2 separate regions of the Homo sapiens genome follow, and region 1 is linked to region 2. A link is a loop called in an ENCODE intact Hi-C map of the cell type or tissue named here. Cell type or tissue: PC-9. All regions are shown on one strand. Each heading gives the region's core, and the rest is flanking DNA. Links, peaks and the distances in the headings are about the cores only. Region 1 holds the start of LOC105377328 (a long non-coding RNA gene). Region 2 overlaps CCSER1 (coiled-coil serine rich protein 1).

The links. Hi-C counts contacts between places; a loop is a spot of excess contacts. Peaks named below come from ENCODE experiments on the same cell type or tissue, not always from the same donor. Only the 100,000 strongest peaks of a DNase experiment are listed, where the experiment ranks them.
Region 1: it touches region 2 in a loop (7-fold over the local background); 4 of 110 quality-filtered maps call a loop at or near these places.

Annotation. Positions count from the first base shown.
Region 1 is chr4:89,482,394-89,489,017 of GRCh38, reverse strand. It overlaps LOC105377328 (a long non-coding RNA gene), which reads left to right and starts at 3,459. Exons shown (of 4, transcript XR_938981.2): 1 at 3,459-3,668. In PC-9, for the core only: CTCF peaks have their summits at 2,610 and 2,824 (motif pointing left); no DNase peak of the experiment used is centred there.
Region 2 is chr4:90,290,241-90,296,864 of GRCh38, reverse strand. The region is part of intron 1 of CCSER1 (coiled-coil serine rich protein 1); the gene reads right to left. Among named protein-coding and RNA genes, the nearest start is that of CCSER1, 170 kb to the right of the region's middle. In PC-9, for the core only: a CTCF peak has its summit at 3,500; no DNase peak of the experiment used is centred there.

The sequences.
Region 1 (6,624 bases), core at 1,409-3,908, 810 kb after region 2:
TATTAATGGTAATTTTTATCATATGCCCTCCCTACAATGCTAGTAGATTAATAACTAAATACGGAAGTTACCCACAGCTTGGCTGCCAGGAAGAATTATATAAACTAATTAACAGAAAACCTTGCGGGAAACTGGTCTCATTAAAAATCTTGATAAAAGAGGGGAAAGATGCCATAAAGAAAAAAAAAAACAGATTTTCCTACATATAACCATTGTTTCTTTGTAATGAAATATATCGTAACCAAAATAAAAGGTAAAAGGCTAATAAAATATTTTCAGAAAAAAACATGAAAGGATAAAATGCAAGCACATATAAGGAAAAATTAGTAAACAAAAAATTGAAAAAGTAAATAAAATTTTCATTAAAATTTGGAAAACATACCTAATAAATATACACAGTGTAAAATAAGGTAATAATTTATGCTAATGTGTATAATAAATGTGTATAATAAAATAATTTATGGTAATGTGTATATGTACATTGATATCATTTTAGAAACCATTTTTATTCTGGGTTCCAAAAATTACATAAAAGTCTCCTTCAATGCAGTAATCTCACTCTAGGGAATTTTCCTAAAGATTATCTAAAAGAACTAATATATTTCTATTCATTGCAGATTTACTTATAACGGAAAAAAACCTAGCTACTTGGCAATAAGAAATGATTAATTAAATTCTGGCCTATCAATTCGATGAAGTATTATTGGGCAATAACTAAATTGTTATTTATGAGACTTCTGTAGCAACATTTGATAAACATTAAGTGCAAATAACTGTCAAAAACTTTACATAGCTACCAAGAATAGAAAAGAATGTGGAAAAAGTTTTGAGTGGAAATATCGTGAATGCTATGTCTAATTTTTTGCCACATTTTTATTGTAGCTTATTTACAGGGAAGGACAGTAGATTAAAAGCTTGCTCAAGCTTTTATTGGAATTCAGTGATTTCAAAATAGTGAAATATAAGCTATTCTAGCTGAATTTGCATTGTACTGTTTTTCCAAAAACAACATTTTTCAATTATAAATGTGCTCTAAAGAATATTCAATAAAATATTTCACTAGTGCAGTTAACTCAGACAGACAACGTTTGACAGGACGTTTTACTGAACTAATTGATAACGTTTTGGATTTCAGAACTAGGAACTAAGTAAGGTCTGGCACCAGGCCGAAGGCAACCCAGATGGAACCCCAGCTGTTCTAAGTAGAAACCATCTCGAAGTTCTTAGTGAAGAGAAAGTAAAACTGATACGAGAACTCTCCTCTCGTATATAATTTGCCTATATGGTTATATGAAAAAATCGATACGAGAACTCTCCTCTTCTTTATAATTTACCTATATGGTTATATGAAAAAATTGTCACAGGAATTTCGTTAGAATGCAAGCTCAGTCTGCCCGCAAAATGCTTTGGCTGCTTTTTTTTTTTTGAAAGGGAGTCCCACTCCGTCGTCCAGGCTCCAGTGCAGTGGCGCAATCTCGGCTCCCTGCAAGCTCTGCCTTCTCCCAGGTTTATGCTATTCTCCTGCCTCAGCCTCCCGAGTAGCTGGGACTACAGGCGCCCACCACCACATCCGACTAATTTTTTTGTATTTTTAGTAGAGACGGGGTTTCACCATATTAGCCAGGATGGTCTCCATCTTCTGACCTCGTGATCCGCCCGCCTCGGCCTCCCAAAGTGCTGGGATTACAGGCATGAGCCACCTCCCTGGCCTGGCTGCTTTCTTAAAACCCTGATTCAATTAGAGCAGGGGTCAAAAGCTAAGGGCCTGGGGGAAATCTGGCTTACAGATTTTTGTTTGTGTGGAAATAGCTTTGATAAAGTTTGAACTGAAATACCTTATGGTGGGGTTAGCCGTCTAGACCAATTCAGACATTTATGTTACTTGCCTGGATCCCAGAGGCATTTGAGCTGATGATGTCTGTATTAGAACATTTGGGACCCTGAACTGGTGGAGAAGTGACTGTGATCTGAAAAGTCTTCTGAGTGGGCCCATTATGGGAGCCCCCTAGATCTCCCTAATTAGTTGATAGTTCAATTTTTCTAGGAGGCCTAGGGCTGTGGCAACTGAATTTGAATTCTTCAATGTATGTGGTTGCAGAGGTTGGGGAGATAGGATCCTCTCACCCCTGAGCTTTCTTATCTTAGCCCCAGGGGTTGAGATATTTTGCACCTGTTGTCCTGGGATCAAACTATCAGTGTAAGGTTGGAATCAGTCAGCCTTCAGTAAGTTGAGAAAGTGCTAGAAGGCCCTTTTCCCTTTTCTGTGCTTCCTACTGGAGAAAGGCAGCTCCCAGCAACCCTTAATTGACTGTCAGATATAATATTCTAATATAATGATGTTGGCATTAATGATAGTATATGGAGAGTCTTCTGCCCCTGTTTAAAAGAAAAATACAATCATTTGGAACATATTGCAATTAGGCATGCATCTCACATAACACCTTTTACCTGAGAATCTCAGACGTGTATAGAAATTAGCTGATTTACCTTTAATGAATGATATATTTTTAATTCTTAGAGCCTGCAGACCGCATATAAAAAACATAAATGGAATTCCAAGGTTGAAAGAAAAAGACAGAGCGTAAAAACAAATAAAATACATTGTCTTTTCAGGAGGGTTGAATATGTCCAATGGGAAGAAACATTGCATGTGATAGATAAAGGCATCAGTGTGACATGCTTATGAAAAAGCACGTTTTGCCCTCTAGCATTTTTCACCGTTAGATTCAAATAATAGTTAAACATTTCTCCTTTGTACCAAGAGCATCTATTACTCAGGCATCTTTAACTTTTGGTGACATCTACTGTACAAAGGGGAAAATGCTGTGGAGTCATTCTAGGAATGATAGTTGAGCTGCTTAGAGTGTATCTAGCTGTTATTTCTTCTTCTTCTTCTTCTTCTTCTTCTTCTTCTTCTTCTTCTTCTTTTTGTATTCACAATGCTATAACTTTTTTGATATTTCTCCTCAATATAAATAGTCCTCATTTTAAAAAGTAAAGATATTTAAATAATTTCCATATGCATTGTGTCATAGAAATATTGACCTGAACTGGCAAATTCTAACTTAATGTTCTGGCAAATAGTTTAAAGATTGTATTTCAACTTAATAACTTTGCTAAAACTCTGGTCTAATATTAGGAATGACATTAAGGTGGATATTTAAGTACATTCTCTTGTATTTAAAAACAGCTACATCTGAAGGCTGATTAAAATATTATCAATATTATAATAGTAATATTTACAGTAGAACTTGAATTTTAAAGGCAATTAAAGCTCCTAATAGGTTGTCAACTTTACTTTCTAGTCGCTGTTCTAGCTATAAAAAATAAGCACAATTATCTAGTATGCACCAGAAAATAGGCATCATTTATACACACTCCTAATTACACTCCATCTCAATCCTTTGGCTCTGTTCCACAAGTGATGGTTTGAAAAACACTTACATACTTCATAGCTCTTGATTATAACTAGGAAAATCTCTGAGGCATATGGTAAATCAACAACAAAGTAAACCACTTTTTAATTGAGTATTCATTATTTGCAGGTATTCTGCAAGACACATTTACCAATTAAGGTGATAAAATCATCCAGCTCCCAAAGAAAAGTTCAAAATAGGAAGATCTCAAGTTCTATAAAACAGCCTAGTCTCACCCACTCCTGTTAACAGGTGAGAAGATATTTCCCCCAGTTGACTATGGTTCTCCAGTTCTTAAAAAACAAACATAGTTTTTTCTAATTCTGTGAAGAACGTCATTGGTAGTTTGATAGGAATAGCAAAGACATGGAATCAACCTAAAAGACCATCCATGGTAGACTGGATAAAGAAAATGTAGCACATATACACAATGGAATACTATGCAGCCATAAAAAGAATGAGTTTATGTCCTTTACAGCATCATGGATGGAGCCAGAGGCCATTATCCTAAGTGAACTAACACAGGAACAGAAAACCAAATATCACATGTTCTCATAAGTGGGAGCTAAACATTGAGAACACATGGACACAGAAAAAGGAAACCATGGACACTAGGGCCTGCTCGAGGATGGAGGATGGGAGGAGGGAGAGGGTCAAAAAACTACCTATTGGGTACTCAACCTATTACCTGGGTGAAAACATAATCTTACACCAAAACCCCATGACACACAACATACCTATATAACAAACCTGCACATGTATCTCTGAACCTAAAATTCAAGTTCAAACAAACAAACAAAAATGCTTATTCTTCTAATCTTATTCTTCTTATGCATTGTAATCTAGTAGACAGACAGCCATTTCAAAGTTCATGGTAGGAGAAAAAACATATATGGTTGAAATAAACAAAACTAGAGTCTCGTGCAATGTTACATGAACAGGTTGAACTATTAAGCAATTCCCTTCCTATTGTGACTTCCTTTTCAGTCCTCAATATCCTTTTATTTAAATGACCCTGAGACCCAATAACCTGCTTGAAAGGATTAACCCATGTCAATAAATACATATATACATACATGATTATCTTTATAATTATGTGATTTAGTAATTACATATTTAATTTAACAATTATGTGATAATAATTATATATGGTAATCTTAATTATTCTGTGAATATTTATCAGCAAGGTTGGCTTGCCTATGAACAATAAAATATATGTTATCTCTTAAGGGTTTACAGCGTAGTAAAAGAATGCATCAACAGTTGAAACCAAAACAGAATGCGTTAAGCGACCAGATGAGGTACTTAGCATGAATTTAGGATTTAGAAAGAAAGAGTACTTCCAGCTGAGGGAATCAGAGGAAATTTTATGGACAAACTGATCCATTTGGTCAAATATGAGCAGTGTGTTTATTTTCAAAGTGGAGGTGTAGGTAATCTAGGTAAAGAGAAATTCAAAACTCATGTCACCATGGCAGCAGGAAAGCACAGACAAGAGTGGCCCATAGGTCTACTCATTGGATACACACTGGCTATGAAAGAAGTGACTAGGAAACAAACAGAGGTTGGGCCATCTCATAAAGGGAACTGAATTGCAAACGATGGAGTTTGAATATTTTCACCAGGAAAATTGAGTTGCTCATTTCAGATCCTTAGATCATGGTAGAGAAGTGTTTCCATATCTGCCTCTCAAGTCAAATTCCTTTTAGCGTCTACTCAGAGCTATTTTCCTGGGTTGGGTTTACCCTAGCCTCATTCTTCTTATGATTTTGATTTCTTACTGGCCTTAAACTAAGGCTTTTGGGTCTGTTATTTGCTATAAATCTTTTACACTAGATCAGTTTACACTTTGGATTCTGAAAAATCTTTGTTTTCCCCAATTTCTCTCAATATTACAAATTACAGACCAGTGGTCCCCAACCTTTTTGGCACCAGGGACTGGTTTCATGGGAGACAATTTTTCCACAGGCCAGCAGGGTTGGTTTGGGGATGAAACTGTTCCATCTCAGATTATCAGACATTAGGTTCTCATAAGGAATGCACCACCTAGATCCCTTGCCTGCGCAGTTCATAATAGGGTTCACTCTTCTATGAGAATCGAATGCCAAGGCTGATCTGACAAGAGGGGGAGCTCAGGTGGGAATGCTCACTCACCTGCCTCTTGCCTCCTGCTGTGCCGCCCAGTTCGTAACAGTCCGCAAACTGGTACCAGTCCATGGCCCGGGGACCAGGCACCCCTGTTAGACAACCACCATTTTGCCCTCAGAAATTACTTCTTATACTTACTGTCAATTTTAAAATACTTTACATTTCCTCCCCAAATATATTTTATCATATTCAGTCCTTGAATTTCCTTGATCACTTGTAGTAAGTAAAGGAGTATCCTGGGAATCCATCGGTCATCTCCCCGGACTATGGAAGGTGGGAAAATAATAGCATAGGAAAAGGCAAAGAGGCAGGAGGAAACTTCACCCAGACTTAGTCACTCTTACCCACCTTCCAACAACCCTGAGTCACTTTCTCTTAAAGTGTGAAATAATCCTTTCTGTGACCTGTCAACAAAATACAGAAACAACAGTTTTGAAATGCCTAATATATAGGCCCCAAAATATTCACAGCTAATTAAATTCAGTTGATAATTCAACTGCAAATCATAAATATACATGCTACTTGAGATTCTGCCTAGAATTTAATTTTCATCCTAATTCTAGCAATAACTAACCATTTTTCCACTATATCAAGTTTTGGGTTTTAAACACTAGGTCAAACAAACACAATCTTGAGGTTTCAGTCTATGAGTTTATAAATTTTTAAAATCATCTATCACTATTCTTCTACTAATCTCAGCTTATTGTAAAATTAAGTCACCATATGTTCTTTTTAGTTCGTGGTCTCAAGGAAAATAGGACAATTTCAACTAATAAAAGGAATTATAAAGATTTTTCACATTTCTAGAACTAATTATTAAAATGTTTGCATGAATCAACCAGCTTAATTTGGGCTCTGCACAAGTCTACAGTAAGTAGGTAAAATGACCATGAATAAATCACAGTTCTCTCCATAATTTCAGCTTGGTCCACTTGCTTTGAACTGGTGTTCCCACCTGCTTCACTCTCCCTTAGATCACATTGTCAGGACTGCCATCTACTGACAGAGCTGGCTGCATCTAAGTGAGATGATTTAAAAGAGTGGCCATGTCATTTGTTGA
Region 2 (6,624 bases), core at 2,065-4,564:
CCAAAACACAGATATAGATCAATGGAACAGAACAGAGCCCTCAGAAATAATGCCGCATATCTACAACTATCTGATCTTTGACAAATCTGAGGAAAACAAGCAATGGGGAAATGATTCCCTATTTAATAAATGGTGCTGGGGAAACTGGGTAGCCATATGTAGAAAGCTGAAACTGGATGCCTTCCTTACACCTTATACAAAAATTAATCCAAGATGGATTAAAGACTTAAACGTTAGACCTAAAACCATAAAAACCCTAGAAGAAAACCTAGGCATTACCATTCAGGACATAGGCATGGGCAAGGACTTCATGTCTAAAGCACCAAAAGCAATGGCAACAAAAGCCAAAATTGACAAATGGGGTCTAATTAAACTAAAGAGCTTCTGCACAGCAAAAGAAGCCACCATCAGAGTGAACCGGCAACCTACAGAATAGGAGAAAATTTTTGCATCCTACTCATCTGGCAAAGGGCTAATATCCAGAATCTACAACTCAAACAAATTTACAAGAAAAAAAACAACCCCATCAAAAAGTGGGCAAAGGATATGAACAGACACTTCTCATTTTTAAAACCGTCTGTTACAAATAATTTCAAAATATTTGACCACATTGATCACTTTGACTGCACATGACTGAATAATTGTTCACTGTCAACAAAATAGTTTAGTCAGGGAGCAAAGAACTGACAATATTATGAACATTCAAAGACTGTCTCAGAGTCTGAACATGATTTCCAAAAGCTGAATTTGATAAATTTGTTGAGCGGTGGCAATGTCAGTATAACAAAAATACAACTTTAAAGAGGATAGCACACATCTTAAAATATATGTTTATTAGTAAAGAGCAGTTGTTTTTTTTTATAATTATATCTTCCATTGGAGAATTGGCTTGATTTTAAAACACTGATTTCAAAAAAAATGTCATCACAGGTCCAGGATAGATTTCCTAGAAGCAGAGCCTGAGTAAGGAATTCTTGTTCAAACATGAGAAGCTGATTAAAGAAAGAAAGTCTAATAAGATGGGGACACTGGGGATATGTGGATAAGAAGCTAAGCCAGGATGTGGTCAAAACTGGACACTAGCTTCAGACTGATCCCATGGGAAAGCTCTGGAGCACTAATTGATACATTAAGACAGGGGCTGGTCTTTGGTATCCTATGCCAGTCAGATAATTAATATCTGGAATATATAAAGAACTATAAATCAATAAGAAAAAGAATCTAAAATCAAAAATAAGTGAGCAAAGAATAAGAACAAGTAATTCCTGAAAGAAGAAATACAAATCACCAATGAATATATATTTAAAATACTCAAACTCATTAGTAATCGGGGAAATAGAAAGAACTCCTATGAGCCAGTAAGAAACAGAAAACACAAAGAATAAAAGGGAGCAAAGAATAGTAACAGGAAATTTATAGAAAAGGAAATATAAATCACTAATCAACATTACGAGCAGATATTCAACTCCATTATCAACCAGAAATAAATACAATATTTTTCATTTATAACTTTTTAAAACTTAATAATATCAGGTTTGGTGAAAAAGTAGTATATATGGACAGACATTTACAAAGAAATCCAAATTGTTAAAGTCATTTAAAAATTAAAATTATTTATCAAAGTATAAAATGAAAAAATAATTCTACTTCTCAGCATTTACCCTAGAATAATACTCACAGATCTGCTCAAAGAAGCATGTACAGGGATACTCAGGCTTATTGTAGTGAAAATATAAAATAATATAAATGTTCATTAATATGAGAATTTTTAAAATTCTAAAAATGGTCTATTTATTCCACAGCATAATATATAAGAGCTAAACATATAAGGTCAAAGATATGAACAAACAAAGGAAAAATTTCCAAGGCATTGTGTTAATAAAATCAAATTGGTAAGTGATATACTATTCGGAATACATTTTATGTCAATTCAAAATTTATTATCAAATAGTATGTATAATATTAAATACTCTGCAGAATCATATGTGTGTATGATTTTTTTTCTTCCTGAAAAAAATCTTGAAGGATGTACTTCAAAGCATTAACAGTGATTACCCTTAAAGAGGGCCTTTGAATTGAGGTTGTCGTCAACGGGGACATGGTGTTATATGTAATACGATGCTTCAACAATCAGAATGAATTCATGAATTACTTTTATATTTAAGACTTTAAAAATCAAAATAAGGGAGTATGAGATATATAGCCTATTTAAAAACTACAAAATATGGAAGGATATAGAAATACGCATGTAAATGTCTTAAAAGCAACTTGGAAGATACACAAAAATTATTAACAGTGGTTTCCACTGGGAAGGAATAGGAGATTGGACATATCAGAAAATGCCTTTTCTAAAAATAATTTCACCAAGTTCGACAAAATACAAACATCAATTCCTAGTGTTTTAATAACTGCTTCAATTTTTATAGTTTAATATAAAATATTTAAATAAATAAAACATATGGAAGTGCTAAGAATCCTTAAAATAATATAAAGACTTTGTATTTTTTTTCCTTTTTATGGAGAACGGGGTCTCGCTATATTGCCCAGGCAGGTCTCAAATCCTAGGCTCAAGCTATCCTCCTGCCTCTGCCTCCCTAAGAGCTGGGATTACAGGCATGAGCCACTGCGCCCGGCAAGACTATTTTTTATTAAACTACATTTTAATAGTAAAATTTATACTTTATATAGATTTTCAATCCAAGTGGTATCTGTTTATAAATTGGGATCAACTTTTGTAACAGCTCGGATTCTATCTGGTTTCACTATTGCAAGCTATTTCCTGCCTCTTAGAAAAAAAGTCAATTTATTTTAACAACACAATAATTCATCTAAAATGGCAGTGAGCCATAAGACACAAATAATTCACTCCAGGTTTTTCACAATCTTTTTAATGTTTAATATTTCCATATTACAAACAATAAACCACAATAGATTTTTGTATGTTGGTTAATAAATTTAAGTAATATGATGATTTAGAAGTATGTAGCATTATGACTTTTTCTCATTAATAACAAATTGATGCCATTATACCTCTTCCTTTCAAAGCTAGTTTGTCAGTTTATATTTTACTTATTTTTAAGTAAACTATATATCTGAGATGCATGTTCTTTTGAGACATCTATAATGGTTCGTTTGTTTACTGTATATTAAAATGACTGGATTTGCCTTAAATTTTTTATTTTCTTTAAATTTTTTATTTTCTTAAATTTAAAAAATCTTTGAAAAGATCTTTAAAAAATCTTCTTAAATTTTTTATTTTCTTTTTTTATTTTATAAAATAAAAATAAGTTTATAATAAATAACCTGCAGTTTCATTTACATAGCAGCAGAGGGTGCAGGAGATCTTCCTTTTTGACGGTAAAGTTAATTTTTTATTCTAACTCTTATTGGGCATTTAATTATTAAAAATATCACAAAATCCTTAAAGTATATTAACAAATTAAATCTTTTTAAAACAATTAGTATCTGATAAAAATAAATTGCCTTTTAGATCAAAGAAAAACTCGATTCAACTTGAAAGCTTGAAACAACAGAATAATAAAAATCAGAGTTTCTAAAGTTTTTCTCTTATAAATATGTATAGGATCTATATTTTTAAAGGGATTCACACTCATATATATATCAATTCAAATTTATTTTTCATTTTTCTGATAGTTTCTTGTTGTTTTTGAAACATCATGAACATATGTCTAAAATAAAACTGTACTGCTTTGTAGAAAACATATTAGTGTAAAAGATGTATAAAGATGGTAACATTTTATTCTGATTATAAATTTTAGGTATCACTTTATTTTTTATTGTATTAAACATACTCCATACAGCAGCTAATAGTAACAGATACGAACGTAAAGAAGAAAATGAAAAAACTATCTTATATCAACATAGGATGAATACCAAAGTCTGAGAAAAAGAATTTTAAAGTACTAATCGGAATACATGTTAGGATAGTAAATTAAAAGGTGGCTACATTGGACATTTATAATTATTTCTGTGTCTGTGTGTGTAGAGTCAGTAATACAGATACCTGACAATAAAAATCAGTATAGGCAGTAATATGGAATCCAACATTTTCAGTGCATGTTCTAGTTCAAACACAAATGTTAGATCAATAGAACTGAAAGTCAGCATTGGTCTGGTGAAAGGAAAAAAAAAATATGAGTATATCCACAAACAATTGCAGCTTTTTTTTTAAGTAAGTGCTGTTATAGGTGTCTCCTATATAATGCTGACTGCAGCATGTTAAGGAATATGCTGATTTCCATTCAGTCATGTATTGGCATTGTGTACTAATTCTGTTACAATCATGTGAAAAACAGAATCTTGGGTTTGGCTTTTTTAAAAGAGCTGTCTTTGAACTCAACATATAATGATCACATTCATTAATAACACTTTCACAATATATTTGTGGATATAATTTCTCTTGGGTTCTGTTTCTCTATTATTAAGATTAGACAACTGATTAGATGAATTATGTGAGCCCCTCTGATTTATTAAAACATATGCATGCAGTCTGTGAAATTTAGTACACATACAAATATACATACACACATATATACTCATATATATCTGAATATCATTTTTTCTAGTTCAAAGTTAACAACAAACTAGAATCAATATTCCATAGATATGAAGGGAAAAATAATGTGTTATAAGCCATTACCACTAACACATAAATGTAGTGTGTTACAGAAAAAGAGAGGAAAAAAAGAGCAAAATGATAGTAAAGACAGTCAAAGTATGTCTGGTATATGATAAAATTAGAAATGTGATGACAAGTTTGCCTTCCTCTTTTACTTTAATTGCTAATGTAATCAATGGGCTTAACCAAATCATATACCTATTTTCTTACATTTCTGCTATTACTTAATGTTTTGGTTTGTAATTCATGAGTTAGAACAGGGATATAGGTTTTAGAACCAAGGAAGTATGTCTGATAATTAACATATTTACATAATATAACATTCTAATAGAGTGTCAGATTGAAATTGTTTCAAGTTATGGAGAAATAAGTTTTAAATTGGTGGCAATGTTAAATATTATACCAATAATTAACAAATTCACCTAAATTCATAAATTTTATTTCAAAGTAGACTTTACTAAATATATTAAAGCATATTGCCTATATTGTTCTTTGACTTTAAAAGTTTTTTTAAAAGGAGTTACATAATGAAGATTATAATAAAGGAGATACAACAAATTTAGCTCATTTCTTTCCTTTCTTAAGAAAACCCTTTAAACTTTGTTAATAAATTCAGTAAATTGTCTTCTTTGAGACTATGGGACTGCATCAAATATCACTATCAGGAATGACTAAACTATATTGGGTTTATACTAATATATTGCTAATTTGACAGAATAATAGGTAAGAAAGCATTCATGAGAAAAGGACTTGTGTTTATGGCACAAGGGCCTTTTCAGCTGTGCCCAGTAGCAAGGGTGATGTGACCGACTTGAGTGGCCACTAAGTGGGGATTTTGCATCTTGGAACATTTAGGTAGTTCTGCCTTGGCGACCAACTATTGTATTGAATTTTATATTTGGAAAATGAACTTGTTTTTTGAGGATAATAAATGGAAACCTAAACTAGTTAAGTACTTCACTCAGAAACATGCAAATAGTAGCTGCACTAACATTTATAGAACACAGTATTCCTGATAATAGAATTAAATCTAATCCAATCAAATAAAAGCAGAGACTCTCACTGCCAGAGATATGTCCTTATTTCAATCAAGTAAAAACACTCTTGCTCTGTAAGCACCTGATATCTCTTGTAATTGAATATTGTTTTATTTTTTATGACTTTGAAATAAAAATTATTTTTAAGGAATATAATTATTCCTATCAGATAAATAAATTTGGGTTCAGAAAAGTAAAGGCAAATCTAAATTTTAATCTAGATCTTGCTGATGCTAAAGACAAATTCGGAAATTATAACAATGATGAATGCACAAGAAAGATATCCTGATATTACATATACAACAGTAACAATAACATCATATAATATTGCAAAATAATATTCTGAATGCTATTGCTGCTCTAGGAATGTTTCATTGGAAGTGGCTTAGTATTCCAAATTAGTATTCCAATGACAGATCCACTGTTAGGTAATCAAGAAAAGTTTTAAGCGACTTTCCAATCACTATAGTTCACAGGAAATACAGAAAATATTAATTCCACAAGGGAAAAAAATGCAGCCACTAGCAACAATTTCAACAAAAAACAAGCGAGCGAGAGAGAGAGAGACAGTTGTACCGTCCTACAGATTTCCTCAGGCTAACAGTTGCATATTCAGAATTGAATACTAAACAAGTACTTATGTAGGATCTGAGAACATTTTGTGATTCAAAATAAAATATTCAAAGAAAGAAACAGACATCCTAGCTTAGACAGAGTGGAGAAAGAATATCATACAACAAACATAAGGGTACCCAGAAACTGGAAGGAAAACCTAAAAGAGACCCTATTTGCTTTGTTTGTAGAAAAACCACATACTGGCATTGGAATCCTATGTATATATTTCCTAGCATATAGTATACACTATATATAAATGTTCGGTAATATAAAAAATAATTACTGATGAGGGTCAATGTTGCTCAAAACATTATTTTAACTTTCTTCTGCACA